Linked DNA regions of Homo sapiens: region 2 is linked to region 1. The links are chromatin loops, found by intact Hi-C in ENCODE. Cell type or tissue: B cell. All regions are shown on one strand. Each heading gives the region's core, and the rest is flanking DNA. Links, peaks and the distances in the headings are about the cores only.

Region 1 (16,128 bases), core at 3,583-11,582:
GATAAAACTACTGGAAAGGATACCAGCATCAAGACAGTGGTTGCTTCTAGAAGACAGAGCGAGTGTTTTGATAAGGGTGCTTCTGAGGTGCTGGTTGCAGTCCATTTGTTGACCTTTGTGATTGCTATTTTATCGGTTAGTGCATGTATCTTTTATGCATTTTTCCTATATTGTTATAATTTACAATAATAATTTTAAAAAGGAAAATCAGATCAATATGCAAAGATTATTTGCAAGGATGTTTATTGTATTGCTTATAAAAACAAAAAGGAAACAACCTAATTATTCACTGGTAGGGGTTGGTTGACTAAACTGGAATACTGACCATGTGATAGAATATTGTCCAGCGGTTAGAAAAGCTGAGAGAGAACTCTCTATGTTGACATGGAAAGAAGTCCCTGACGCATCAAGTGAAAAAGTGAGGTAAGTAGCAAAATATATATCCTGTTTCTGTTTAGAAGGGAAAACAGGCATATATATATATATATATATATATATATATATATATATATATGTACACAGAAATGTGTAAAAAACTAGTACGTGGTGTAAGTACATCCACTGAGCTACCTCAGTTGTTCTATTTTTCTTATTTTTATATATGTTTATGAAAACATTCACTTTCTAAATTATTTTTATTTTTAACTGTGGCCAAAACATGTATTATTCGCCAAGCCTGCTGGCTCACTCCTGTAATCCCACCACTTTGGGAGGCTGAGGTGGGCAGATCACATGAGGCCAGGAGTTTGAGACTAGCCTGGCCAACACAGCAGAACCCCATCTCTACTAAAAATACAAAAATTATCCAGGCGTGGTGGTACATGTCTGTAATCCAGCCACTCAGGAGGCTGCAGCATGAGAATCACTTGAACCCCGGAGGCTGAAGTTGTAGTGAGCCAAGATCACACCACTGCACTCCAACCTGGGTGACAGAGCAAGACTCTGTCTTAAAAAAGTTAAAAAGTTTTTAAAAATGAAGTGTTTTTATAATCAGAAAAGGCCATGAGAACAATTTTAGAGTGAATTATAAAAATTACTGTGACAGGAATTTTTTTTTTTTGAGAGTCTCACTCTGTCTCCCAGGCTGGAGTGTAGTAGCGTGATCATAGCTCACTGTAGCCTCGAACTCGCAGGTTCAAGCAATTCTCCCACTTCAGTCTCTCGAGTAACTAGAACTACCGGTGTGCACCACCACACCCAACTTATTTATTTATTTATGAGACAGGGTCTGGCTCTGTCACCCAAGCTGGATTATAGTGGCGCAATCTTGTTTCACTGCAACCTCTGCCTCCTGGGCTCAAGCATTCCTCACGTCAGCCTCCTGAGTAGCTGGGGGACTACAGGCATGCCACCACATCAGGCTTTTTAATTTTTTGTAGAGAAACAGCCATGTTGCCCAGGCTGGGGTCAAACTCCTGGGCTCAAGTGATTCACCCGCCTTGGCCTCCCAGAATGCTAGTATTACAGGCAGGAGCCACCACGCCCAGCCTCAGCTAATTTAATTTTATTTTTTGTAGAGATAGTCTCACTGTGAAGCAGTCTTCTTGCCTCGGCCTCCCATAAAGTTTATGTATTATTCCTGAAAGAAGGCTTACAGTTGAAATAATTCTGGTTAAATATAACGTACCCTTAATCTGAAAGTTTCAAAGGGTGGTAGTATCAACCCCATTCCCCATCCACTTTTACCAGATTTCAACAAATTTAATCAGCTTCCACAAGAACTGAGTAAAGCCCAGGGAATGAGAAGAGCCCTGGACTCTCACCATTTTCGCTACATATTATTGAAGCTTCAGTCCTTAGCTATCAAGGAAGGCGGTATTAATACCCTCCTTTTAGACTGACTCTGAGAGATGTGAAAACATCTAGCACCATGCTTAGCAAGTAGTATTTGTTTACCTACCTGGCTCTCTGATTTTGAATTTCTTTTGTGCTCAGCAGTGGGCTATGAGCTATAGGAGGAACGATTTTCTTCCATTCATCTCCCTGAGAGCCAGGGGTCTGAACTCCTGAAGTAGGGGCCTGTATTACCCAACTTGTGGAGAGATGATCACAATTTAGCCTCCAGCTCTATGTAAGTAGGGAGCTGTTGGTGTGAGTGTCATGGAAGAAATCAGACTTTAACTTGGGTGGTTTTGAATGAAAGATGAAATTCTCAAAAGAGATAGGAGGGAGGTGGCACAGATGGGCTGATGCAATCCATAAGTGGTGATCGGAGACTCAGAAGCCAGCCTGCTCTTGTGAAAAAGCAAGGCCTGCCCTATTCTGGCTGTTCTTAGGAGAGGTTTTGTGAGAATTTTGCGTTTAAGCCAAATGAAATGCTTGATTTATTAAGTTGTTATGACTTTTTTCTTTTCTCTTTTTGAAAAAATTGTGGCGAAATATGCTTTTTTTTAAGTCTCTTCTCACTAAACCTTCTAGCAGACCAGTATTAACAACTGGACACATGTATCCCAGCGAGTCTTTGGAAAAGACTATGCCGCTAAGGCGGCATAGTGTAGCTCGTGTTTGAGCATTTCCTCGGAGACATTCCTGTGATGTGAGTGCAGTTGTGATTTGCTGTTTGGTAAATAGGAGATTGAAAGGCCCTCCTCTTCTGAAGTTGGAAGACATCTTTGCTGGGATCACCAGGGACACCTCACAAGTTTTAGTTGATCTTTTTAAAATTTCCTTGCTTATGAGTTCAAGGTTTAGAAACAAATCTGAGTTTATTTATGAGCCTTTCACATCTGAGTGGGCAGATTCCCCAGGAGTAGTATTTTCATCATGTTTTCTGTCTTAGCTGGAGCTGCCATAACAGTTCCACACACTGTGTGGCTTGAAAACAGACATATATTTTTCACAGTTCAGAGGCTGTGAACCCAAGATCAAGGTGCTGGCCGGTGGGGTTCCTGGTGAGGGCTCTCTTCCTGACTTGCAGACAGCCACCTTCCTGCTGCTTCCTCACATGGTGGAGAGAGAGAGAAGCTCTGATGTCTCTCCGTCTTCTTATAAGGGCACTAATCAGGTCATGCTCCCACCTATGACCTCTTCTAACCCTAATCACCTCCCAAAGACCCCACCTCCAGATACCATCCCACTGGGAATTAGGGATAGGAATTTGGGGAGGCACAGCCATTCCATTCATAACAGTGTTGTGATATTGTGAAGTATACATTTGGTCTTCCTTTCCATTTCCAAACATATAGCTTCGCCCTTTCAGGCATCTGGTATAATTGAACTAAGAGACAATATCATCTCTTGTTTTGAAGCTGCTTTCGAGGTATTAATATACCATTGGATTTCTATCATATGGCCCATTTATTCATTCCGTTACCCTCTGCTACTAGTCCTCCTTTTCTTCATTTATACCCAAGCGTCCACGTTTGAAAGGAGCATTAGGTTCAGTCACTGTGCTGGTCTGGATTGCAGGCAGCAATAACCTAGCCAGTGTCTCCCCTCAGTCCACTCCCATTCAGATAGGGTAGGGCTACACAGGTGCAGGACTAGGGGGCTGTATTTACCACCAGGAAGTACAGCTGCAGTCACCGTGAACCCCAGTTCTCCCAGATGGGGTAAAGGCACAACCCACCCCCATCAGGTCCTTGGAATTCCAGTGTAAGGTTTATTCTTATTTTATTATTGAGACAGAGTCTCTGTCACCCAGGCTGAAGCACAGCTGCACAGTCACAGCTCACTGCAGGCTTGAACTTTCAGGTTCAAGTGATCCTCCCACCTCAGCCTCCCAAAGTCCCTGGATTACAGGCATGAGCCACCTCTCCTGGCCCCGACGTAAGGTTTAAAAACAGTACAGTTTCTTGCTTAGGAACCAGCTCTGCTTCCAGCACTGGGGTTGCAAGACCTGGTCCTAGGATCACTGCACCAAGTGGGAGCAGGGTGGCCAAGCTGAGGTGATGCAAGGAAGGAAGAAAAATGTGTAATCCTTATGCCAGCCTGCTCCTCTCTCGGCAAGAATTGTGTGGTCACACCAGCCTCCTTCCCAGCCCCTCTTTCCCTGATCCACAAAACAGGAACATCGAATGGGGACGTCCTTTAGCCGTTGAATGTGGGCCAGCCCTTCATGCTTTCATCGCCCCTGTCTTAGCCAGGGTTTTAACTCCCCGTTCCGCTGCTCTGTCAGACTCACTCCGAGGAGGATGCGTCTCTGCCCGTTGTTGGACACCGTGGGATGTACAGTGTGTCCCCTGGTCTGAGGAAATGACGGTCGGTGTCCAGATCCGAGCAGTGTCTTCTGTTCTGTTCTTTCTATAGCACTCTGAGCACTGGCCTCTTCCACCAGGCAAGCAAAGCCCAGTCCAGAGTCAGTGTTCACTCTGGTTAAGACCCATTTGTTGGCTGGGCGCGGTGGCTCACACCTGTAATCCCAGCACTTTGGGAGGCTGAGATGGGAAGATCACTTGAGCCTAGGAGTTAGAGACCAGCCTGAGCAAGGATTGCTGAAGCCCAGGAGGTTGAGGCTGCAATGAGCGGTCTAACCTGGATGACAGGGTGAAACCCAGTCTCATAAAAAAAAATCAAAAGACCCATTGTTAGCCCCCAGGGCTATACTTGCCAGCTGTGTCCAGGGCCTTCCCACCAGGGGAGCTGCCCCATAGCCACCGGCAGTTTCTGTCTCTCCAGCTGGCAGGCAGAATGGCTGCATTAAGCCTAGCTGTACGGACCTTTTCCACAGTACGGGTCTGGGCCCTGTGCCCCTGGGTAACCTGTCCAGGTAGTGTGAGGGATGAAGGGAGGGGAGGACTCTGCCAGCTCTGTGGGAGGCTCCTTAGGTGATTCTGAGCCTGGCCTGTATTGAGAGCCACTGATGAGCCTCTGAGGTCTCTTCCACTTGTGACGTGATTCGGAGCCTGGCCCTCTGCTTTAATTCATAGGCAGAGTTTGATGGCAGATATCTTCTCCTAAGAAAGCCCGTCACGTTAGAACAGGCTGTTGGGTAGGACACAGGCGTTTAGTATCCAAGTTTCGCAGATGCCCATAGACCAGGCAGCTCTGTTTTGCTTCTGCGTTTATGAAAAGAGCTGGCAGAGTGCTTCGGCTCCAGGCCTTTTCGAGACACTGGGCACGACGTTCCTCCTGAGCTGCTGTGGCTGAGATAGAAGGGATCAGCAATGGAGGCTTTATTTGCAGATGATTTTCCTCCTCTCGGTTTGTCGTTCCCACTCTTCGTCTTCCAGAACCTTTTTAGACCCCATGACTTCAATCCTCATCACCCAGGACATTCAGGCTGGCTCTGTCTCCTTCCCATCAACTTAATATGACCGTATCTAACCCTAAATGAGGCTGCAAAATTAAAAGCAGCATACTAGCACCAGAGAAAGGATATCTTAAGCCTATTCAAATCAAACCTCAACACCCTGGAAGCTGGCGCAGCGGCTGCCTACAGAAAGGAGAGCTAGGGAGCTGAGACACTGGTTTCTCTAGCGTCCTCCTCCCCTGTTACGAATTTGGTACTCTGTGCATGTATTGTCTATCCAAAAACTTGAAAGATGTTAGTCATCCTCAGTAGAGGGGAAGTAACTCATCACATAGTGAAAAGTCCAAATTGTTTAACTCTTTAAGCCACGTCTGGTGCCACCAAATTGGGAAGGGATGTCGGTAAATTAAATTGTGCAATTCATACTCTTTTGAGAATATTATTAATATTGACTCTCATATCTTGACTGCCTGCTGTGCCAACCACTGTGCATGAGTCAACCCAACCCCAGGTAAGAAGGTGGCTCAGTAACACAGATAGCTGCGTAAATATGTGACAGTGTTTAAAAGGGGGGAAAAACAAGTACCCTGGGCTTTGTACTTATGTTTATTCTTAGACGTGCCTGATTTTATTTACCTTTGAAAGAAGTTATATAAAAAGGAAGACAAACCTGTAAGTGCAAAAGGAATGAAGATTCAGTGACACGTGTTGACTGTAGGTTCTCAAACCTTGTACTTTTTTTGACCCTTATATCATTAAAGCATTCGACACATTAGCAACCTGGACCCCCCCTTTGCCTCGGCAAGCCCATCTCCTGCTCCCCTCCTCTCTGTCACTGCTGCAGGCGCACTGGCCTTCCTGCTGCTCCCTGCACACTCAGGGCCTCCCAGCGCCATCAGGGCCCTTGTGCTTGCTGTTCCTTCTGCCTGGAATGCACTTCCTCCTTTATCTCATCAAGGTTTTGACTCAGATGTTATCTTCATGAAATCTTACCTGACAATCTTGATTAAAGTCAAAACCGCACCCACCACTACCTATTACCTTTCCCTATTTCATTTAAAAAATGTTTTTATTGGAGAATTACATATATATACACACATATATATGCATGCATGTGTGTATATATGCATATACATGTATAGAAATAAAAGTGCATCTATATTAACTCAGTTTTCACAAACTGAGCAGATTGTGTGACCTGCCGCCAGCTCAGGAAACAATGACCTGTGCCCCAGAACCCCTTTCATCTTCACACCACCTTCTGCTCTCCAGAAGTAACCAGTTCTGACCGTGAACACCAGCTGTTCTGTAGAATGGGTATTTCTGCGTTGCTGCTTCATCTGTGGCCTCACACGGTATTTACTCCTGTGTTACTGGCTCCTTCTCGTCGCCATTTCGTTTTGTGCGGTTCTTCCAATTCTGCGGCACGTTCTTCCTTGTTGCTGCATGGTAATTCCATTTTGTGAATGTCCCGCAATTTAGTTCCCTGCCCTCCTGGTGATGGGCGTCCGGGTAGACGCCAGCTCAGCGTCATTACAAAAATGTTACTGTAGGTATTCAAGAACCTGTCTTTTGGTGAAGAGATGTAGGCATTTCCCTCAGGGCTGTCCAGGGGTGGACTTGCTGGGGCATCCAGGTGTGCCTGGGTTCAGTGTTCATGGATTTTTCACAGTGTTTGTATTTGTGCTCTACCAGCAGAGGCCAAGTTCCCATTACTCCACCTCATCACCAGTGCTTGTCCTCTTTTTCAAATAGCCATTCTGGTGGCCGTGTAGAGGTATCTCATTCTGGTTTTGTTTGTTTGTTTATTTTTGAGACTGAGTCTCACTCTGTCGCCCTGGCTGGAGTGCAGTGGTGTGATTTTGGCTCACTGCAGCCTCTGCCTCCCGGGTTCAAGCAATTCTCCTGCCTCAGCCTCCCGAGTAGCTGGGATTACAGATGCCCACCACCACGCCTGGCTAATTTTTGTATTTTAGTAGAGAAGGGGTTTTGCCATGTTGGCCAGGCTGGTCTCAAACTCCCAACCTCAGGTGATCACCCATGTCGGCCTCCCAAAGTGCTGGGATTACAGGCGTGAGCCACCGCCCCCAGCCTTGTTTATTTGTTTTAATTGAAGTATAATTTCTGTGTGCAAAATGCACAAATCTTAGGTGTATACAACACAATGAGATTTACGTATGTATCTACTCACACAGCCACCACCCACGTGAAAGAACATTTCAGCATCCAAGAAAGTCCCTCCCGCTGCTTCCCCATTGATACCACTCCTCCTGGTGACCACGCTAGTTTCACTTCCATCACTGTAGATTAGTGTTTTGCCTGTTTTTGAAGTTTGTTTAAATGGAATCGTTTAGCTGGCTTCTTTGCTTAATGACTGAGAGATTCATCTGTGTTGCTACGTGGATTGGTATTTTCTTCTTTTTTCTTTATAGCCTTCCATTAAATGAATACACCATAATTTATTTCTTCTCCTGTTCACAGACATGGTGTTTGTTTCTCGTTTTTGGCTACTGTGAGTAAAGCTGCTTTGAACATTCTTGGACAGGTCTCTTAATGGATATATGCACTGATTTCTCTTGGAAATATACCTAGGAGTGGGATTGCTGGGTTTGCCAACTATTTCTCCAAACTGGCCGTACTGGTTTATAGTCTCTCCAGCAGTGTGGGACAGTTAGTCCACGTTCTAACCAACACTTGGCATTGTCCTCTTGATTTTAAGCCTCCTGGTGGGTATCAATTGATGTTTTACTTTGCATTTCTAAGTAAGAACTTTCCTGACTAAATAAGTTTGGCACCTTTTTCTTTTTTTTTTTTTGAGATGGAGTCTCACTCTGTTGCCCAGGCTGGAGTGCAGTGGTGCGATCTTGGCTCACTGCAAGCTCCGCCTCCTGGGTTCACGCCATTCTCCTGCCTCAGCCTCCCAAGTAGCTGGGACTACAGGTGCCCACCACCACGCCCGGCTAATTTTTTGCATTTTTAGTAGAGACGGGTTTCACCATTTTAGCCAGGATGGTCTCGAGCTCCTGACCTCGTGATCCGCCTGCCTCTGCCTCCCCAAGTGCTGGGATTACAGGCGTGAGCCACTGCACCCAGCATGTTTGGCACCTTTTGTACATCTGTTGGCCAGTGGGATATCCTCTTCTATAACAGGTTTGTGCAAATCTTTTGCCCTGTTGGGTTGTTGGTCATTTTCTTGGGAATTCTCGATATGAGTCCTTTGTCAGATTATCCGGAATATGTAAAGAACTCTCAAAACTCAAGAAAACAATTTTTTTAAAAGGACAAAAGATTTGAACAAAGAAGAGATTCCTGAAGCAAATAACACATGAAAAGATGCTCAGTCGACGTCATCAGTCATGACACACATGCAGTTGAACACCGTGGTGAGACACCACATGCTCTCCTAGGAGGCTGCCCTTTGGAAGGCGACCACCCAAGGCACAGTGAGGGCGGGGGTGGGAACTCAGGCTCTCACACACCCCTGGTAGAAATGTGAAATGGTACTCCTGCTTTGGAAAAGCGGGGCACTTTCTTAAAAGTTAAACATACAATTATCACATGAGCTAGCCCTTCCACATGTAGATATTTACCAAAGAGAAGTGAAAATATTTGTCCACACAAAGACTTGCACACACATGTTTATGGCAGCTGAACATTGGGAACGTGGCCATCAACAAGCAGATGGATGAACAGACTGGGGTGCACCCTTCTGTGGGGATACTGCTCAGCCAGGAAAGGGAGCACCTGGTAACCTGCAGCATATGGGCGAATCTGGAAAGAATTGTGCCAAGTGCAGGAGGCCACACAAAGAAGGGAGTGTCCTCTAAGATCTGACTTACATGAGAATCTAGAATATGCAGACCAACATGGAGGGATAGATGCCGACCACGGGTTGCCTGGGCAGGAAGGGAGTGCAGGGGAGGGGAAGGGCTGATAAGGCCACAGTGGGAGTTGTTTGGGTGTTTGCTCATGATCTTGGCTGTTATGATGGTCCCACAGCTGTATGCATATGTCAGAAGTCATCAGACTGGGCAAGTTCACTATGTGCGGTTTCGTTTTTTTGGTTTTTTGGTTTTTTTTGAGTGGCAGGGAGTCTTGCTCTGTCGCCCAGGCTGAAGTACAGTGGCGACATGTCAGCTCACGGCAACCTCCACCTCCCAGGTTCAAGCGATTCTCCTGCCCCGGCCTCCCGAGTAGCTGGGATTATAGGTGCCTGCCACCTCACCTGGCTAATTTTTGTATTTTTAGTAGAGACGAGGTTTCGCCATGTTGGTCAGGCTGGTCTTGAACTCCTAACTTCAAGTGATCCACCCACCTCAGCCTCCCAAAGTGCTGGGATTACAGGTGTGAGCCACGGCGCCTGGCCTTTTCTTTGATTTTAATAATTTGGTTTACTAAGTCTGTTCCCTGTCCATTTGCTCTGCAAGGAGTCATCAGAGCCTGGCGCTTGCAGTACCCCCAGGTCCACGTTTAGATGATCTTAAAACATTGCCATAATCTTGCACGATGGCCTTGCACTTAGGCAGTGCCAGTATTCCTATGGTATACAGTGAAGGGGCATTCGGTTTCAGTAACTCTGATTTGTAATCGTCCTACGTGGAAACACAAAGCAACAAGCACAGGATCCCATTAGCTCTGCTGCCCAGTGAAGCATCCATGTTGCTTTGTTTTTGTTTGTTCTTTTTCTTTCTTTCTTTCTGTGTGTTGTTTTGTTTTGTTTTGTTGTTGTTATTGTTGTTGAGATGGAGTCTCACTATGTGGCCCAGGCTGGAGCTCAGTGGCTTTTCACAGGCACGCTTATCGTAGCTCACTGCATCCTCAAACTCCTGGGCTCAAGAGATTTCCCCCACTTCAGCCTCCTGGGTAGCTGAGACTACAGGTGTGCACCACCACGCCTAGCTAACTCTAACTTAATCTAATGCCAACTCCAATGGACAAGCATTGCCCTGTCACAAGCCTAGCTGAACTATGTCAGAATTGAACTCTTTGAGCTTGATATGGTTCTAGAGGCTATTGAGCCTCAATTTGAGCCTAAATTTAAAATTGTGTGATCATTTAATTTAATTTCCAAACGGGACATGTTTATAAATAAAACAAGACCCTATTAAACAATTTTGCCAAGATGATTGACTCAAATTGGGACTCTCCAGGGCAAGTGGGGCATATGGTTATCCTGTTTATAGTATATTATGGCAGTGAACCTCAGTAAAGTCATACATTGTAGGTTTGTTTATTTGTTGCTATCTATGCAGTTGAATAATGTTGAGGATATATTTTATTTTCCTCACAGTACCAGGCCAGTCTATAGCTTGAATTGAATCTTAGCTCTGCATGTCACTATGATCTATTTTATTGTAACTTCCTATTATAAACCTTTAATTTTATAAAAGCAATTTTGAAAAAGTACTTGCCCCCCCATGATTTAAAAAAACAAAAACACTTAGACTTAAAATGTAATGACATATCACTTTTCACCCATCAAATTCAGAAAAAAATTCAATTGATAATATCCAGTGTGTTAAGGGTATAAAGAAGTGGGTATCTTAAACCCTTGTTCATTAGGATATAAATTGGTACAACCTTTTTGGGAGAGAATTTGGCCAGAGCTGTGTTTTTTTTGTTTGTTTGTTTTTGTTTTTTCTGAGACAGAGTCTCACTCTCTCACCCAGGCTGGAGTGCGGTGGTGCGATCTCGGCTCACTGCAAGCTCCACCTCCCGGGTTCGTGCCATTGTCCTGCCTCAGCCTCCTGAGTAGCTGGGACTATAGGCGCCTGCCACCACGCCCGGCTAATTTTTTGTATTTTTTTTAATAGAGACGGGGTTTCACCGTGTTGGCCAGGATGGTCTCAATCTCCTGACCTCGTGATCCGCCGACCTCGGCCTCCCAAAGTGCTGGGATTACAGACATGAGCCACCGTGCCCAGCCGGCCAGAGCTGTTTTAAAAAATTAATATGGATACTCTTTGACCTAGCTGTTCTATTTACAGATACCTAGCTTACAGACATAATTATACATGTCCCAGAAGTGGTGTGCATGAGGATGGTTTCTGCAATGTTGATGGTAGTAGCAGAAATTAAAACTACGTAAATACCTGCCAGTGATGCTGTTTAAGTAGAATACCAGATGGCTATTAGAAGGAATGAAGGTCCACACAGAAACAGCTCTAAGGTGGCTGGGCATGGTGGCTCACGCCTGTAATCCCAGCACTTTGGGAGGCCAAGACGGTTGGATCACTTGAGGTTAGGAGTTCGAGACCAGCCTGGCTACCATGGTGAAACCTTGTCTCTACTAAAAATACAAAAATTAGCTGGGTGTGGTGGTGCACACCTGTAATCCCAGCTACTCAGGAGGCTGAGGCAGGAGAACTGCTTGAACCCAGGAGGTGGAGGGAGCCGAGATCAGCCCGGACAACGGAGCGAGACTCCATCTCAAAGAAAAGGAAATATATCTAAGGCATGGTAAGGGTAAAAACCAACTTGGAAAACAATCAATGTGTAGTAGTTTATCCCATTTATATAAACCAAACAAATCATTAAAGTGTAGATTTCTCCACATACAATATACACATATTAAATACAGAAACAAAGGTAGAAAAGTGTATGCCAAGTTGATAACAGTGATTAATAGTTGTGGGAATGAGTGGGAATGAACTCTCCTTTATCCATAGGTTTACTGTTTTTTTTTTTGTTTTGTTTTGTTTTTTTTTTACCTTGAGAGCATATTCACCTGTTACCTAATTTTATAACTGAATTAATTTTCTAAATGTACGTAACTGCATTATAACCATTTTGAAAGAAAACTTATTAGCATTAGGTTTTACTCTAACCTTTGTTTTCCTGAGTGTTACATCCATGATTTTAAGGGCATGTCTCAGGACTCTAGGATGTGATTTCATTTCACGCAGTCCTCGAATGCAGTTAGTGTTTTTCTGAGTTCTCTGAAGCAGAGAAATACTAGGAAAAACGTAGCTTGCTAAGCCAGGACCTCAAAAAGGAAGGCTACTGATCTTCACTGGATGAAGTGACATGACTTTGAAGCTGAGAGATCCAGGTTTGAATTAGCAATTCCTTAGTCACTACATTTGCTGTATTTAAACTTGGAAAACAGAAACCATTTCCGATCACTTATTTGGCAGCAAAACCTAATCTAACTCAATTTGGACTTGTTTAGTAGCAAAGCCTGGCCTCACATACCCGTGGCCATTTATAGTCTCCATTAGGTCTGTAAGCGGTAGCTCATGCCTGTAATCCCAACACTTTGGGAGGCCAAGGCAGGTGGATAACCTGAGGTCAGGAGTTCGAGACCAGCCTGACCAATATGGTGAAACCCTGTCTCTACTAAAAATAAAAAAATTAGCCAGGCATGGTGGCATGTGCCCGTAGTCCCAGCTACACAAGAGGCTGAGACAGGAGAATTGCTTGAACCCAGGAGGCGGAGGTTGCAGTGAGCCGAGATTGTACCACTGCACTCCAGCCCGGGTGACAGAGTGACTCCGTCTCAAAAACTAAAATAAAATAAAATATAGTCTCCATTAGTACAACTGTTCACACACACAAATCTATGTTATTGTAGAAATATTCTCAGATTTTATTTACGATGAGGATTTGGTAATGCATAGCATATGTACCATGTTATCTTTCCAAAATCTGAAAGTTTCTGAATTCCAAAATATATCTGGTGCTAAGGGTTTAAAGGTTAGGAGTTACAATACAAATGAAGAAGTAAAAAACTTGAAACGCGCCAGCCAAGAGTTGATTTTAAATAAGAAGACAGGGAAACAGTTGTTCTTGTGTGTGAGAGAGGGTACTATAAAGGGTATTCATGTCACAGTTGTTGATGGCAGCAAAACACTGGAAATGCCCCCAGGTGGCTATCGAAAGGGTCACATAAGTGATTGTACATTTATTCAGTGGAATGCAGCATAGCTATTTTTTTTTAAGTACCACAACTCTTATACTGTATACAAAAAATAACTCAAAATGGCTTAAAGACTTAAACATAATCACGAAAACTAAAACTCCTAGAAGAAAACATAGAGGGAAAGCTTCAAGATACTGGATTTAGCAGTGATTTCTTGGGTATGATACCAAAAGCCTAGGCAACAAAAGAAAACATAGACCAATGGGAGCACATCAAATGTAAACATTTTTGTGGGTACAGGGACACAATCAACAGAGTGAGAAGGCAGCCTATAAAACGGGAAAAATATTTGCAAATCATATATGTGAAAAGAGTTAACATTCAGAATGTATGAAGACTCCTACAACTCAACAAGAAGCAAAGTTAAATAACCCAATTAAAAAATGGGCAAAGGGCTTGAATGGACAGTTCTCCAGTGAGGATAAGCAAGTGGCCATCTAGCCTATGCAAAGTATCTCAGTATCCCTGATGGTCAGAGAAATGCAAATCAAAATCACAATGAGATACTACCACACATCCATTAGAATGGCTACTATCAGAAGAAAAACAAAATAACAAGTGTTGGTGAGGAATGGAGAAACTGGAACCCTTGTGCACTGTTGGTGGGAATGTAAAATGGCACAGCCATATAGTAGGAAGAGACCCAGATGCAATCCAATAGTGCCTCCTCGGGGTATTTATCCAGAAGAATGGAAAGCAGGGTCTCAGAGATATTTGCACACCCATGTTTATAGCAACTTTATTCACAATGCCTAAGAGGTGGAAGCTGGCCAGGTGCGGTGGCTCACACCTGTAATCCCAGCACTTTGGGAGACCGAGGTGGGTGGATTGCTTGAGGTCAGGAGTTCAGGACCAGCCTGGCCAACATGGTGAAACCCTGTCTCTATTTAAAATACAAAAATTAGCTGGGCATGGTGGTGGGTGCCTGTAATCCTAGCTACTCAGGAGGCTGAGGCAGGAAAATCGCTTGAACCTGGGAAGCGGAGGTTGCAGTGAGCCAAGATGGCACCACTGCACTCCAGCCTGGCGACAGAGCAAGACTCCGTCTCAAAAAAAAAAAAAAAAAGGCGGAAGCAACCCAAATGTTCATCAATGGATGAACAGGTAAACAGCATGTAGTACATACACACAATGGAATTTTAGCCAGCCTTAAAAAGGAAAGACTGCAGCTAACATACTAGCTACAACAGAGATGAACCTTGAGGATATTATGCTAAGTGAAATAAGCCAGTCGCAGAAGTATGATTCTGCTTATGTGATAACCTGAAGTAGTCAAATGCATAGAAACAAAAAGTAGAATGCTGGTTACCAGGGGCTGGGCAGATGGGGGGAAATGGGAGTTGTTTAATTAGTGCAAAGTTTCACATTTGCAAGATGAAAAAGTTTTGGAGATCGGTTTCACAACAACGTTAATATGCTTAACACCACTGAACTGTGCATTTTAAAATGATTAAGATGGTAAATTTTATGTCAATATGTTTTTTACTACACTTTTTAAAAAAGTGGATGTGGAGCCGGGCGCAGTGGCTCGCGCCTGTAATCCCAGCACTTTGGAAACTTGGGGGGAGGGGAGGGGGGCCCTGGATCACGAGGTCAGGAGTTCGAGACCAGCCTGGCCAACATGGTGAAATCCCCATCTCTACTAAAAAACAAAAATTAGCTGGGTGTATTGGCACACGCCTATAGTCCCAGCTACTCAGGAGGCTAAGACAGGAGAATCGCTTGAACCCAGGAGGCGGAGGTTGTGGTGAGCCAAGATCATGCCATCGCACTCCAGCCTGGGTGACAGAGTGAGACTCTGTCTCAAAAGCAAAAAATAAAAAGAAGAAAAAAAAAAACAAACACAGGATACAGAACTCCCTACCTCGTCTTGCTGGTTTTCTTTACCTTTAATTGAATGTTGGAGTCACAGGATTAGGAAGTGAAGCTCTCAAGTTCACAAAGCACCTGCTCTTCCCTGCGCGCTCATTCATTTAACAAAGTCTTCCTGTTGTAGGCTGGGCGCGGTGGCTCAGGCCTGTAATCCCAGCATTTTAGGAGGCCGAGGCGGGCGGATCACGAGGTCAGGAGATCTAGACCATCCTGGCTAACACCATCTCTACTAAATGAAACCCCATCTCTACTAAAAATACAAAAAAATTAGGCGGGCGCAGTGGCGGGTGCCTGTGGTCCCAGCTACTCGGGAGGCTGAGGCAGGAGAATGGCGTGAACCCGGGAGGCGGAGCTTGCAGTGAGCCGAGATTGCGCCACCACACTCCAGCCTGGGCGACAGAGCGAGACTCCGTCTCAAAAAAAAAAAAAAAGTCAGCCTGTGATTCTTTTTTTCCCTTAGATTTTAATCCAAGTGATTATGAATGTCAAGGATTAAAATTTGGGGGGGTTATTTGGGATTCCCTGGATTCAGATTTCTGAGATTATGCTTCCTTTCCTTTAAGGAAAGGTTTTCATTTTCATTATAATACAAAAAGCAAACTGCTTATTACTTTTCCACCGTACAAAATGCAGTTGACCTACCTCAACGCTTTGTGCATTCACCTGAACAGAAGCATTTTGGATAACTAACGCGTGCTTAAGCCTCTGAGGACCTCATTCACTAAGAGGACGAGGCGGCGCAAGTCCAGCTGTGGTCAGTCTCAGTGTTCCCTTCAGGGTCCGCCGGCTCACGCTGGGAGAATGAGAGGGACTTCAGATGCTGCTTCAGTTCCCAGCTGTGGCTGAAGCTACTGGGTTCACCCAGCTCACCTACAGTTTACAGAGAAATAAAGCAAAACTCAGATGCATTCAGACAGAACCCCACCTCGAGGGCAGCCTCAGCTCTGATGAGACCAGCTGACAGGCCCTGGCTCCCTAAGCCATGGCAGAGGAGATCATTCATTCACATGTCAGAGACAAAGCCCAGGAGTCTGGATTGTGAAGTAAACGCTGAGCCCGACCACAACCACTGTGAATACTGGGCAACTGGGGCGTCTCAGAGGATTCAGGTAATTGAACAAATAGACTTCATACGGAATCTCAA
Region 2 (12,064 bases), core at 1-8,000, 48 kb before region 1:
GTGGTGTGTGATGGGCACTACACAGCTTTTAATAAGTCGGTGAATCAGCTGATATTTATCGAGCACCTTCTGTATATCAAGTGCCCGGGATACATCATTGGAAACAAATGCTTGCCATGTAGAGCTTACATTCTAGTGTGGGAAACAGACGATCCACAGGGTAAACAGGCACGTCTTATGAAATGTTAGAAAGCAACAAGTGCTGGGGGCAGGAGAAAGCAGGGCGAGAGCGTGTCCATGTCAGGGGTGGCAGGGAGCCGCCTGCAGAGGTGATGGGGAGAGCACCCCAAGTGCAGAGGCCTCCGCAGACCCAGAGGAGCCAGTGTGATGGCTGTGTAGTGAGGGAGGAGACCCCTGGATGGGCAGAGGCGGGTGCAGGCCACTGGGAAGACGCGGGCCTTAACTCTGTGTGTGAGGGGCTCTTTGTCCCTGAGGATTTCTGCAGAGGAGTGGCAGGATCTGACTTGGACATTCACGGGGTTGCCCTGGCCACCCTCACTGAGGGAGACCAGGTGGACGTGGGGGCAGTGAGAGGCTGTCATCCTGATCTGTGGGACCAGCGTGTTAGGAGTGGAGATGCTGGGAAGCGGTCAGATCCTAGAAATGTTGTGAAAGTGTTGATGTTGAAAATACCATTTTTGAGACAGGCAGACATGGGTGTGATCTGTTCAACTGGAAAAGGAGTCAACTATCTTTTAGGAACCATGTTTTGAATGTGAGCAAAAAGAATGGTGGTGGCATATGGTAATGACACTAACATGTAATGAGCGTTTCTCTCTAATTAAAGGGGATTTATTTTTATTGCCCTTATCTCTGTTTTCTAGAATGCGCATTATTTTCATGGGAAAAAGAGTCTTAGAAAAGACATTGCTTCTTTCTCTAAGTAATTTTACTGCATGATCTTTATTCTATGAAGTTTACTCATTTGCATTGGGTTTTATAGATATTAGTAGGTAGTTTGTGCTTTATTATGTCTGCAACATGCTTTTTTAATTTTTAATTTTTTTTTTAGCTTGCCTAGCCAACTAGAATGAAAGATCCTTTGACATTGAGTATTGCATTTTTATTTTTCCTGTATTCCAGCTTGTAACAGACACTTCCTAAGTGCTTATTGAACGAATTGTTCTAATTCTTTTAAGCAACGACTGGCCTCTTCCCGAACAGTTTTATTTTTCTAAATCTGCAGAGGGTTATTATTAGCATGCTTGAAAGACCAAAGAATGATTGTCTAATTCTTGAAGGTTCTCATTTGTTCTTCCTTATGCCCTCTGTTCCTGTTACCTTCCCCAAGCACTCCTCCTGCATATGCCGTCAAAGTCCTGAATTGGGGCTGCGGTTGAAGTTGGAGTGTCAGAACACGCTTTTGCCCTTACTGCTATCAGCCTTCAGTCAGATAAGTAGCCTTTTTATATAAATAGTTCCCTCTTGTCTCTGTAGAGCTGGGGAAGGCGGGGTCCCTTGGGTTTGTGTGTATGCTGGATGAAGCAGACAGAAGGGTTCTTCAGGGTATGGGGCCGTCTCTGGACTACACCAGGAAGCCTGGAAAAGGCCCTCCAACAAAGCCTGCCATAGATGATGCCTCGGACCCCACGTTTTTAGTTACAAATAATATACAAATAGTTACTGAGAATTAAAGTTACTTTCTTCAAGGCCATCAGAGTGGTTGGTAACTGTAATGTCCCTGAAAGACTCAGTGTCTTTAATCTCCTAAACCATGTTGAATTCCAGTAATGGGAGGCCAGGGAATGGGCAGAGGACTGATAGTGAATCTAGGGAGCACCTTTTTATCACATCTAGGAGGGGGCTGAGCAGACTCTCTTAGGGACTGAGGGGGTTGAGTGTTTATCTCCTTCAACTCCTTTCCAAGTCATTGTCTTTAAATCTTTCTTTTCTTTTGGAAACGGAGTCTTACTCTGTCGCCCAGGCTGGAGTGCAGTGGGGCGATCATAGCTCGCTGCAGCCTTTACTTTCTGGACTCAAGTGATCCTCTCAGTTCAGCCTCCTGTGTAGCTGGGACCACAGGCACGCACCACCACGCCTGGCTAATTTTTCTGTAGAAACAAGGACTCACTATGTTGCCCAGCCTGGTCTCAAACTCCTGGGCTCAAGCAGTCCTCCTGCCCTGGGCTTGCAGTCCTTTTTCTTTTTGTTGATTGAGGCTGATCTCACGCTCTTGGGCTCAAGCAGCCCTCCCACCTTGGCCTCCCAAAGTGCTGGGATTACAGGCGAGAGCCACCACGCTTGGCCCTTCAATCTTTATCAGGGTTTGAGAAGGGGACTTCCATAAGATATGTCTTAGATTGGGGAGGTTAAGAGTGTGCCAGGTCTCAGGCCCACCTAACTCAGAACTACCACTCTTAGTTACTGGACTGTCTACAGATGCTAGTTCCAGTAGGTAGATCTCTGAATTCTGAAGAAATTGCCCAGTGAAGCCTGACATGCAAAACAACCACTCCAGTCGCTGCCGCTGTATGGTTGAAAACGTACGAAGAACAACATCTCGGAGGAGGCATAGCTTCCCACAGAAGCTTCAGAATTTGTAGGTTTAGATAAAAAGTTAAAAGAGAATGGGAAGGCTAAGCACATTCTAACGTTTTTTAGCTAGGTTTGTTAAGAAATGTTGGTGGTAATCTGAATCACCCTTGTTGATGTGTATATCACATTTTACATAGTTCTAGTCATCACATCCTGGAATGTCAGCCTGGGCGGGCATGCGAGGGCCTGGTCTGATTCCCCTGTGTCCCTAGGGCCTGGCACCATGGCAGCACATAGTAGGCATTTGAGTATTTGTTGGATGCATAAATAAATTCTTGTAATAAATACAGGAAAAAGGTCTTAGGGAACTTGAAAGCCAAATTTTAATATTGATGATCTTGTAAACAAAGTATTTTTCATGTTTTAGTAACATGAAGGTCAGGATTCCACTAAGCAGGAATATGGTGTAACCTCATGTTTCCTGGCAACTAGCCCTTTGCTACTAGACTTGCCACAGGAAGGGAAAGAGCTTACCTAGCATTGTTCATCACTGTCTTGCTAAGGTGGAGGAAAACGAGGAGCAGGGAGCTGAGAAAATAGAATAACTGCAGGAGTTTCTCTTGTCCATAGGGCACACCGTTTGGGGTGAATTGTTTTGCTTGGGGCCACCCAGTGAGTTCGTTTGGAGTTGCAAGCCTCGCTTCCTTATATAGAGTCATTGATACAATTGGGGAGTTTCCTGAGTGGATGATTAAAGCAGTTCTGTATTCATTCTTCTCTGTAAGTGCCAACACCTGGCCGTGATTTCTCTGCGGTCAGCTGGAGACTGACATCCATTTTCTCACAGTATTTACGAGGGAAGGGAACCCTGGTTGGTGAATTCATTCTCATGGTCTTTTTGCCCGAGTCAGCAGCAAGACAGTCACCTTGCCACGGGAGGCAGCGTGTCCCTGTGTTGAACAGGCGGAGAGTCTCCCCTCAGGATACAGCAGGAGTGATTGGAATGATTCTGTTTCTCAGCCTGTCTTGCAGAACATCTGTAATCTAAGCGTCATCACAAAAATTCTTAAGCCAAGAATAAGCAGAACATTAACCAGAGAATAATTGATTGGCATCTTTCACCTAGACAACATTTTTGTGAAATGGGAGTGATTCCTGTGGAGTTTTGTCCATGTTGATGAAAACATGGATGTAGGCCGGGCGCGGTGGCTCACGCCTGTAATCCTGGCACTTTGGGAGTCCAAGGCAGGAGGTTTCTTGAAGTCAGCAGTTCAAGACCAGCCTGAGCAACATAGTGAGATCCCATCTCTATCAGAAATTTTTAGAAATTAGCTGGCCATGGTGGTGCATGCCTGTAATCCCAGCTACATGGGAGTCTGAGGCAAGAGGATGGCTTGAGTCCAGGAGCTTGAAAGCTGCAGAGAGCTGTGATTGCACCACTGCATTCCAGCCTGGGTGACAGAGTGAGATCCTGTCTCTAAAGTAAAAAGTTTTAAAAGACACAGTTGGAGTTTCCTCTTTGGAAGATTACAGGGCAGAGGCCAGGGTGGTCAGTGAGTCAGGAGCTGGTGACTGGCCGGTGGGGCAGGTCTGGACAACAAGCAGCTGCCACACTGTGTGTCACTTCCGTGCTCTGTGCTTTACAGCGCTTGGGACTTTCTTTTTCAATTTTTTAGCTTTTTTAATTTTATTTTTTATTTTTTTGTAGCGATAGGTTTTGCATGTCTCCTGGGCTAGTTTCAAGCGATCCTCTCACCTCAGCCTCCCAAAGTGCTGGGATTACAGGCATGAGCCACCATGCCTGGCCTCAGCTTAAAAAAAAAAAAAAAAAAGCTTTATTGAGCTATAACTCACATATCATACCATGCCCTCATTTAAAGCCTACAATTCAGTGGACTTCAGTCTATTTACAGAGCTGTGCAGCCATCACCACAGTCAATTTTTAAAACATTTTCATCACCCCAGAAAGAAACCCTGCAGCCACTGCACATTTTCCTCCTGCCCCAGCCCCAGCCCCGGGCGGCCACCAGCCCACTTTCGACACCGTGGATTTCTCTCGACGCTGTTGATTTGCCTTTTCTGAACATTTTATGTAAATGGAATCATACAGTATGTTGTCTTCTGCGACGGACTTCTTAGCATCGTTTCTTCAAAGTTCATCCATGCTGTAGCGTGGCATCGTCATCCCTCTAAGCGGCCGAATAGCATTCCCTTTTGCTACGCCCCGTTTTGTTTATCCGTGCCTCAGTCAGTGGCATCTAGGTTCTTTCCATCTTTTGTGTGTTATGAATGATGTTGCTATAAACATCCATGTGCGGGTTTTGGTGTGAACATGTTTTCTCTTGGGTGTATTCCTAGGAGTGGAATTGCTGAGTCAAATGGTTGCTTTATGTTTAACATTTTGACGAGCTACCCGAGTGTTTCTGAATTGGCCGCAACATTTCTGTTCCCACCAATATAACGTCTTTGGGGTCTAACCGTGCTTGTGTTTATCTGTCCTTTGAATTCCAGCCATCCCGTTTTCGGTTTGCCTTTCCTCGATGGTGAATGAGGTATAGCATCTTTTCATGTGCTTATGGGCCATTTGCGTATCTTCTTTGGAGATATGGCTATACAGATCCTTTGCCCATTTTTTTAATTTGGATTATTTGTCTTTTATGCAGACTAGGGAATTTCTTAAGGGGACTGCTTTTGGTTATTGTGTTTCTCACTTATAAACTCACCTTTCAGTAATGAGTCACATACACCTCCACAGCTGTTTTGGTTTTCTGTTGCCACTGTAACAAATTACCACAGGCTTCGGGACTTAAAACATTTATTTGTTAGCTCCTAGTTGCTTGGGTCAGAGGTCTGGGCACAGTGTGGCTCAGTTGGTTGCCCTGAGTGTCATGAGACTAACAGGAAGGTTCCAGCCGGACTGTGTTCCTTTTTGGAGGCTCTGGGAATGCATCGGCATCCAAGTTCATTCAGGTTGTGGCAAGGGTTCAGGTCCTTGCAGCTGTAGGACTGAGGTCCGGTTTCTTTTCTGACCTCCCTCGGCTCCTGGAGGCCTCCCTCCAGTCTTGCTTGCAGCCCCTGCAACTCAGAACCAGCAGCGAGCGGCTCACAAGGAACCTGCCAGACTTTTCCACCTTCCACATCTGCTTGTAAGGACTGGTGACTCCATCAGGCTCGCAGGGTAATCCAGAATAATCGCCCTATTTTAAGCTCAGCTGATTGGTAGCCTTAATTACCTCTGCAAAGACCTTTCACCTAGGTTCCCAATTGATGAATACCCCCGGCCATCTTTAGAATTCTGCCCGTGCCACGGGCTTGTGGCCTGCCTTACAGCCTTCTAGTTACAGGGGACCATGAAAGGGTTGTGAGGCTGGTCAGAGAGAGTAAGTGAAAACGGCAAGCGAAACCTGTGGGAGAGGCCACTTTGAGTCGCCTCCCTCCCTTGTTCGTTTGTCCTTTGCTTTTTTTTTTTTTTTTCAAGTTAGGGTCTCTGTCACCCACGCTGGAGTGTAGTGGCGCGATCTCGGCTCACTGCAACCTCCACCTCCTGGGCTCAGGCAATTCTCATGCCTCAGCCACTTGAGGAGCTGGGACTACAGGGCTACGCCACCATGCCCAAATATTGTTTGTATTTTTATTAGAGTCGGGGTTTCACCATGTTGCCCAGGCTGGTCTCGAACTCCTGACCTCAGGCAATCTGTGTGCCTTGGCCTCCCAAAGTGCTGGGATTACAGGCATGAGCCACCGCACCAGGCTTCCTGTTCTTTATTATAAGTTGTATTTTCTTTATTACAAGCTGTAGTTTGTCTAGCCTCTAATCAGTGGTTCTCCGTTGGAGAGACTATGCTCCCCAGGGGGACATTTGGCAGCGTCTGCAGGCGTGTTTGGTTGTGACACTGATGGGTGCCGCCGGCATCTGATGGTTGGAGATGCTGCTGACTGTCCTGCAGTGTGTGAGGCGCTCCAAAACAGAATTCCCCAGCCCCCAGATGTCAGTACTGATGTGGTAAACAAACTTTGTTCTATGTCAGATGGCCAGTTTTTTAATGGCAGAATTACACTATTATGTAAATAATTGATGTTCTTAATGATGACTCCCCCCAGAACCTACAAAACCCTGACATGCCTGTTAGCTGTGTAGGGAGTCATTCCGTGTTCATTGAATTAATTTTAATACGTTATAGTGAACTACAGTCCCACTTGAAACATTAAGAGCAATCTTACAGTGTGCTAGTACTTTTTCTTCTTTTTTTGTTTAGTTTCCTAACTATGAAAGCAGGTGTTCTAATACATTTGGAACTAATAATTCATGTGTAGTGTACTTATGGAGACTTAAAAATAAAACTAAAGGGAGGGAAGGAGGAATGGAAGGAGGAGATGATAATTAACAAAGAATTCCTTATTCACAATTAATAGATGACAACATTTGTCATAACTTTAGATGTTTCTTCTATGTTCCGTTCTCCTCCCCAGTCCTAATACTGGAACCAAACTGCTTAGACCAGAATCCTGAGTGACCTTGGATCAGCTGCATTCATTCATTTGTTCCACAAACATCTGAGTGCCAGGGGCTGTTTTCAGCATTGGGAATAACAGCAGTGGCCAAAAGTCAGAGTCCATGTTGTCTGCGTAATGGGCAGGTTAGGGACAAATAATGAGTAAGTGAAGAAATATATAATGTCTCCACAGAGAGAGCTGAGGGGCTGGTGTGGGCAGAGCAGAGTGAGTGAGGGCGAGAGAGCAGGTGGACATGGGGTGGCTGGGGTAAGGGAGGATATACAGTCTTGCAGGCTGTGTAAGGATTCTCATTTAAAGTGGAGTATGGGCCGGGTGTGGTGGCTCATGCCTGTAATCCCAGCACTTTGGGAGGCCGAGGCAGGGGTGGGAGGAATCACCTGAAGTCAGGAGTTCGAGACCAGCCTGGCCAATGTGGTGAAACCCCGTTTCTACTAAAAATACAAAAAATGAGCTGGGCATGGTGGCGCGTGCCTGTAATTTCAGCTATCAGGAGGCTGAGACAGGAGAATCGCTTGAACCCTGGAGGTGGAGGTTGCGGTGAGCCGAGGTCGCGCCATTGCGCTACAGCCTGGGCAATAGAGCGAGACTCTGTCTCAAAAATAAATAAATAAAAATAAAGTGGAGTATGATGGGAAGCCATTGGAAAGTTTAAGTAGAGAGTTGAACTGACCCAACTGTGTTTTTAAAAGGGTCATTGTTTGTTAAGTGGGGAGTGTAGACCTCCTCCAGGGGTAGGAGGTGGAAGTGGGCAAGAATGAGAGCAGGGGCATCAGTGAAGAGCAGCAGAGACCCAGACTGACTTGATGGGAGCAGAGGAGGCGGTAAGAAGTCACCGGAGTGCATTGCACATTCCTGATCATTTCTCTAGCCTGAGTTTTCTCATCTGTGAAATGGGGACAGTAATCATGGATGTCTCCTGGCCGCTCTTAAGAATTGAATGAGTTAATGTGTGCTAGACCTGTGCCTGGACAGAGTAGGTGTTCAGTGAATGTTAGCTTCAATATCATTCTCACTGTCACTGCTGCTACTGCCCTTCCCACCGAGGAAACCCTGGCATGAGCTGGATAATTATTCAATTTGTGTTCTGTACATGTTTTGAGTCCATAATCAATATGTATATTACTTGTTTTTAAGAATTTATGGAAATGGCATTATTTTGAATATATCATTTAAAAAATGGATTTGCTAGGCTGGGAGCAGTGGCTCACGCCTGTAATCCCAGCACTTTGGGAGGCCAAGACAGGTGGATCACCTGAGGTCAGGAGTTTGAGACCAGCCTGGTCAACATGGTGAAACCCATCTCTACTAAAAAATACAAAAATTAGCTGGGCATAGTGGCAGGCACCTGTAATCCCAGCTACTTGGGAGGCTGAGGCAGAAGAATCGCTTGAACTAGGGAGGTGGTGGTCGCAGTGAGCCAAGACCGTGCCATTGCACTCCAGCCTGGGCGGCGAGATCAAGACTATCTCAAAAAAAAAGGATTTGGTGAGCAGCACATGTGCGTGCTGTCCATGGGGGTGCGTGAAGATCTGGTTTACTTCTTTCCACCGTCACATTACTTACCATAATTGCTGATCCGTTCCCTGTGAATGCGTATTCAGGTTGTTTACCGTTTTCCCTGCGACCAACAGTGCTGCACTGTGTGTCCGTGTCCACGCCTCCGTGCGCGGCGGCCAGGGTCTCTCCGGGATGTGTACTTAGACGCAGAGTTGCTGGGTCAGTTCCACGCAGGCCCAGCTTTGCCAGGGGCTGTCAACCATTGCTTCTCATGGAAAGTCTCAGCAAGGCTATTAAATGAACTCAAAAACTATCTCCCTTATTTTCAGATGAATGAAAAATTCAGTGTTTGTGTAGATGGAGAGGAGCAGAGGAGTGATGGGAAATGTCTCTGGGATTGGACGTCATCAGGTGTGCTAAGACACAGACGGGACTGTTGTGAGGAAGGAGCTTGTGCTCACAGATTTGTAGAAACAGGAGGCACAGCACACGGGGCCACACGGGGAGCACCAGGCTCCAGGGAGCACCACGCTGGGTCAGGAGGCGGAGGGGTACTTGTGGGCAAGAGCCTCGATTGTGGTTTCTGAAAAGAAATGGGCAAGGCAGCATCCGCGGTTTAGGATTGGCTGGTTTGAGTAATTTCCCCAGCCTCTGTGCTATCAGGGTGGTCCCTGGTTGTCCAGTGCTTGGCCCTGGGGTGGTTGGCAGAGGCATATGGCTGCCTGCAGTGTGGAGCCTGGGCCGCCAATATAGCCCTGCACTCCAACCTGCGCTGAGTCATCTCTCCTACACGCTCCAGCCTCCCTCATGTTTTCTTTAGTGTTTCAAAAATGCGAAGCTCAGGGTCTTCGTGCGTGAGATTCCTTCCACCAGGAAAGCTCCTCCTGCCCCTGCTGCGCAGCCGGCCCCTCCTTAAGGTCTTGTAAATGCCTCCTCCTGAGCCGCCTTCCCCAACAGCCCTCATTTAAGCAGCCTCCTTGACTGTAGGTCCGCTGACTGGCTTCCTCCTTGAGAGCACACTCACAGTGCCGGACCGCAGGCACCTCGCCGATGTTCCTGTCCACTTGCTTTTTGTATTGCTCCTTCTCCAGTGAGCTTGGAAGCCTCATGCGGGCAAGGCCTTGTCTGTCTGGTTCTCTGTTGTGTCCTCGGAGCCTGCCACAGTGGCGGCGCTTGGTGGCTTTGACAGGGGACTGGATTGGGTGGAAGGGGCGAGATTAGACCTGGATACAGTGACGTCCTTGTCAGCCATGCCGAGTGCAGAGCGCCTACTGTATTGTAGGCATTTGAAATGAAACGGAGAATGTTTCCCAGGCCGTGCCTAGCAAGGATGCCTGGCAGTCGTGTGAGTGAGTGCTGTGGAGGGGAGCAGTGCACACCCGGTGCTGTCGGGAGCACAGGAAGGGTGCTTGGGAGCAGTGCGGGGCAGGTCAGGGAACCCTTTCTAGGATGTGTGTTGGACAGGCTGATAAACTTCTGTGGAAGGCCGTTATATGCAAGGAGTTCACATCTGGACGGTGACTGGTCCAGCCTTTTAGAGCTCCTTCCAGCTCTGAGATTCTATGCCACGAAAAAAAAAAAAAAAAGGCAGGAAAAGGAAATAAGGAATTTTTTGGTGGGAGTTGCGGCTTTAAATAGGATGGTCCAGTAAGGCCGCACTGAGAAGGCCTTCCCAGTAAAGACTTCATGGGTGCAGAAGAAATTTCCTCAAAGTCTTGGTTTGTGTCTTTGATTTTATTTGTGAGCTTGGAGAAGCTTGAGCAGGGCTTTATTCTGATGTCTCTAATTGTCTTTAATTCAGATTATAGGAATTCTTAAATGTTGACTTGCAGGGTTCGGGAAGCACACCAGATGGAAACCGAAAGTGCTGCCGTTTTGAGCACCTACTCATTGCACACCCTGGGTCCAGGGTGAGTCTCACTCCGTTCAACTCCTCGGCCACAGATCTCCCTGATCTCAGTCAGGATTCTCCAAAGAAGCACAGCCAACAGGATACATAGATGTATAAAAGGAGATTTATGATGGAGAATTTCACTCACGTGATTCTGGGAGCTGAGAAGTCCCATGTTCTGTGTGGCAAGCTAGAGACCCAGGGAAGCCCGAGGCGTGATTCAAACTCAGCTCATGTCCGAAGGCCTGAGAACCTGGGCAGCCGATGGTGGACATCCAGTCCCAGGGCAAGAGAGGATGAGATGTCCAAGCTCCGGCGGCGAGGCAGGAAATGAGGGGTGAACTCCTCCTCCCTCTGCCGTCTGATCTATTCAGGGTCTTGAGGGATTGGAAGGTGCCCAGCCACTTGGGGAGGGCAGTCCACCTTCCTGAACCCACTGTCCTAATCCTAATGTCATCTCGAGCACCCTCACAGACACGCCCAGGAACGGTGTTGCATCAGGCACCCTGTGGCCCAGTTCAGTGAAATTAACATCACAATCTCCGTGGTCCACACCTTCTGGACAAGGGGTCTTTGCAGATGGGCAGACTTAGGCGTGGCCCCAGATTCCCAGATCTCCTAACGAATACGCTGTTTCCTGCTCCTCCAGCTGCACTCTGACAGCTCACATGGGGCGATTGCCTCCATTTCCATTTTCATTTCCTTCACAGATTGGTTTGCTCACCATCCAGCATGTTTGTTTGTTTTTTTTTCCCCACCTGAGAGCTCTCCCGGAATGTCCCCAGCCTCTCCCTCTGGAGGTATAGCAGATATTGTGGTGGCTTCCTGCAAGGAGCGCTGTGCTGGCATCACTCAGTGATGTCCCCTTACGCAAGCTACACTGACTGGGAACTTCTGTTCCCTCTGGGGAAGGGGAGGTAGGAGGAGACTCTCCCCTGGATGCCCCTTAATAACCAGTGAAATTGGTACTATGGGCATGGAGTCATCTATTTTTTAAAATAATTTAAATGAAAACATGACTGTGGAGAAAGCCGGTTTCCTCAAAGCTCATAAATATTTATAGTTTGAAACTTTGTTTCATCTTAGAGCTTGAAAATATAAACTGTAACCTCTTGTTATAGAAGGGGAAACAATTACCTTTTAAAGGTTGCTGGATACCAGGCAGGAGGATCACTTGAGGCCAGGAGTTCAAGACCAGCCTGGGCAGCATAGCAAGACTGTGTGTCTACAAATAAAATTAGCTGGGTATGGTGGTGAATGCCGGTAATTCCCAGCTACTCAGGAGACTGAGCCTGGGAGTTTGAGGCTGCAATGAGCCATGATTGCACCACAGCACAGCAGCCTGGGCGACAGAGCGAGACTCTGTCTCTAAACATAAAATTTTTTTTAAAGTTTGAAAAGTAAAGGTCACTGGATTCTTTTGATTTTATATATGTGTTTATCCTTTATCCTTAAACCTAACAAAAAAGGGGCCAAATAACTGCTTTGTTTACCAACTTTCTCATTAGAGGTGGGGTTTCCTAGGCATCTAGACAGATGCTGAGTTTTATAAATGTAACGTCTGTGCCTTCATGTGGCCCTGGTGAAGCACCATCGTAGAAGGTGGCTGTGACTGACAGGAGCACAAAGCCCCTGATGTGATGTGATGTGATGTGATGTGATGTGATGTGATGTGATGTGATGTGA

Evidence for each region. Peaks named below come from ENCODE experiments on the same cell type or tissue, not always from the same donor. Only the 100,000 strongest peaks of a DNase experiment are listed, where the experiment ranks them.
Region 2: it touches region 1 in a loop (3-fold over the local background); 16 of 110 quality-filtered maps call a loop at or near these places.

The regions. Positions count from the first base shown.
Region 1 is chr7:2,764,438-2,780,565 of GRCh38, reverse strand. All of the region lies in intron 2 of GNA12 (G protein subunit alpha 12), which reads left to right. It also overlaps a transcript of AMZ1 not described here. Among named protein-coding and RNA genes, the nearest start is that of GNA12, 72 kb to the left of the region's middle. RefSeq lists an enhancer at 7,590-7,639 and a silencer at 8,976-9,120. In B cell, for the core only: no CTCF peak of the experiment used is centred there; DNase peaks (open chromatin) are centred at 6,872, 7,445 and 9,200; H3K27ac peaks cover 1,705 bases.
Region 2 is chr7:2,812,645-2,824,708 of GRCh38, reverse strand. The region is part of intron 1 of GNA12 (G protein subunit alpha 12); the gene reads left to right. Among named protein-coding and RNA genes, the nearest start is that of GNA12, 26 kb to the left of the region's middle. RefSeq lists enhancers at 1-248, 2,323-3,012, 3,013-3,702 and a silencer at 10,867-11,069. In B cell, for the core only: no CTCF peak of the experiment used is centred there; DNase peaks (open chromatin) are centred at 2,428 and 3,238; H3K4me3 peaks cover 1,567 bases; H3K27ac peaks cover 1,297 bases.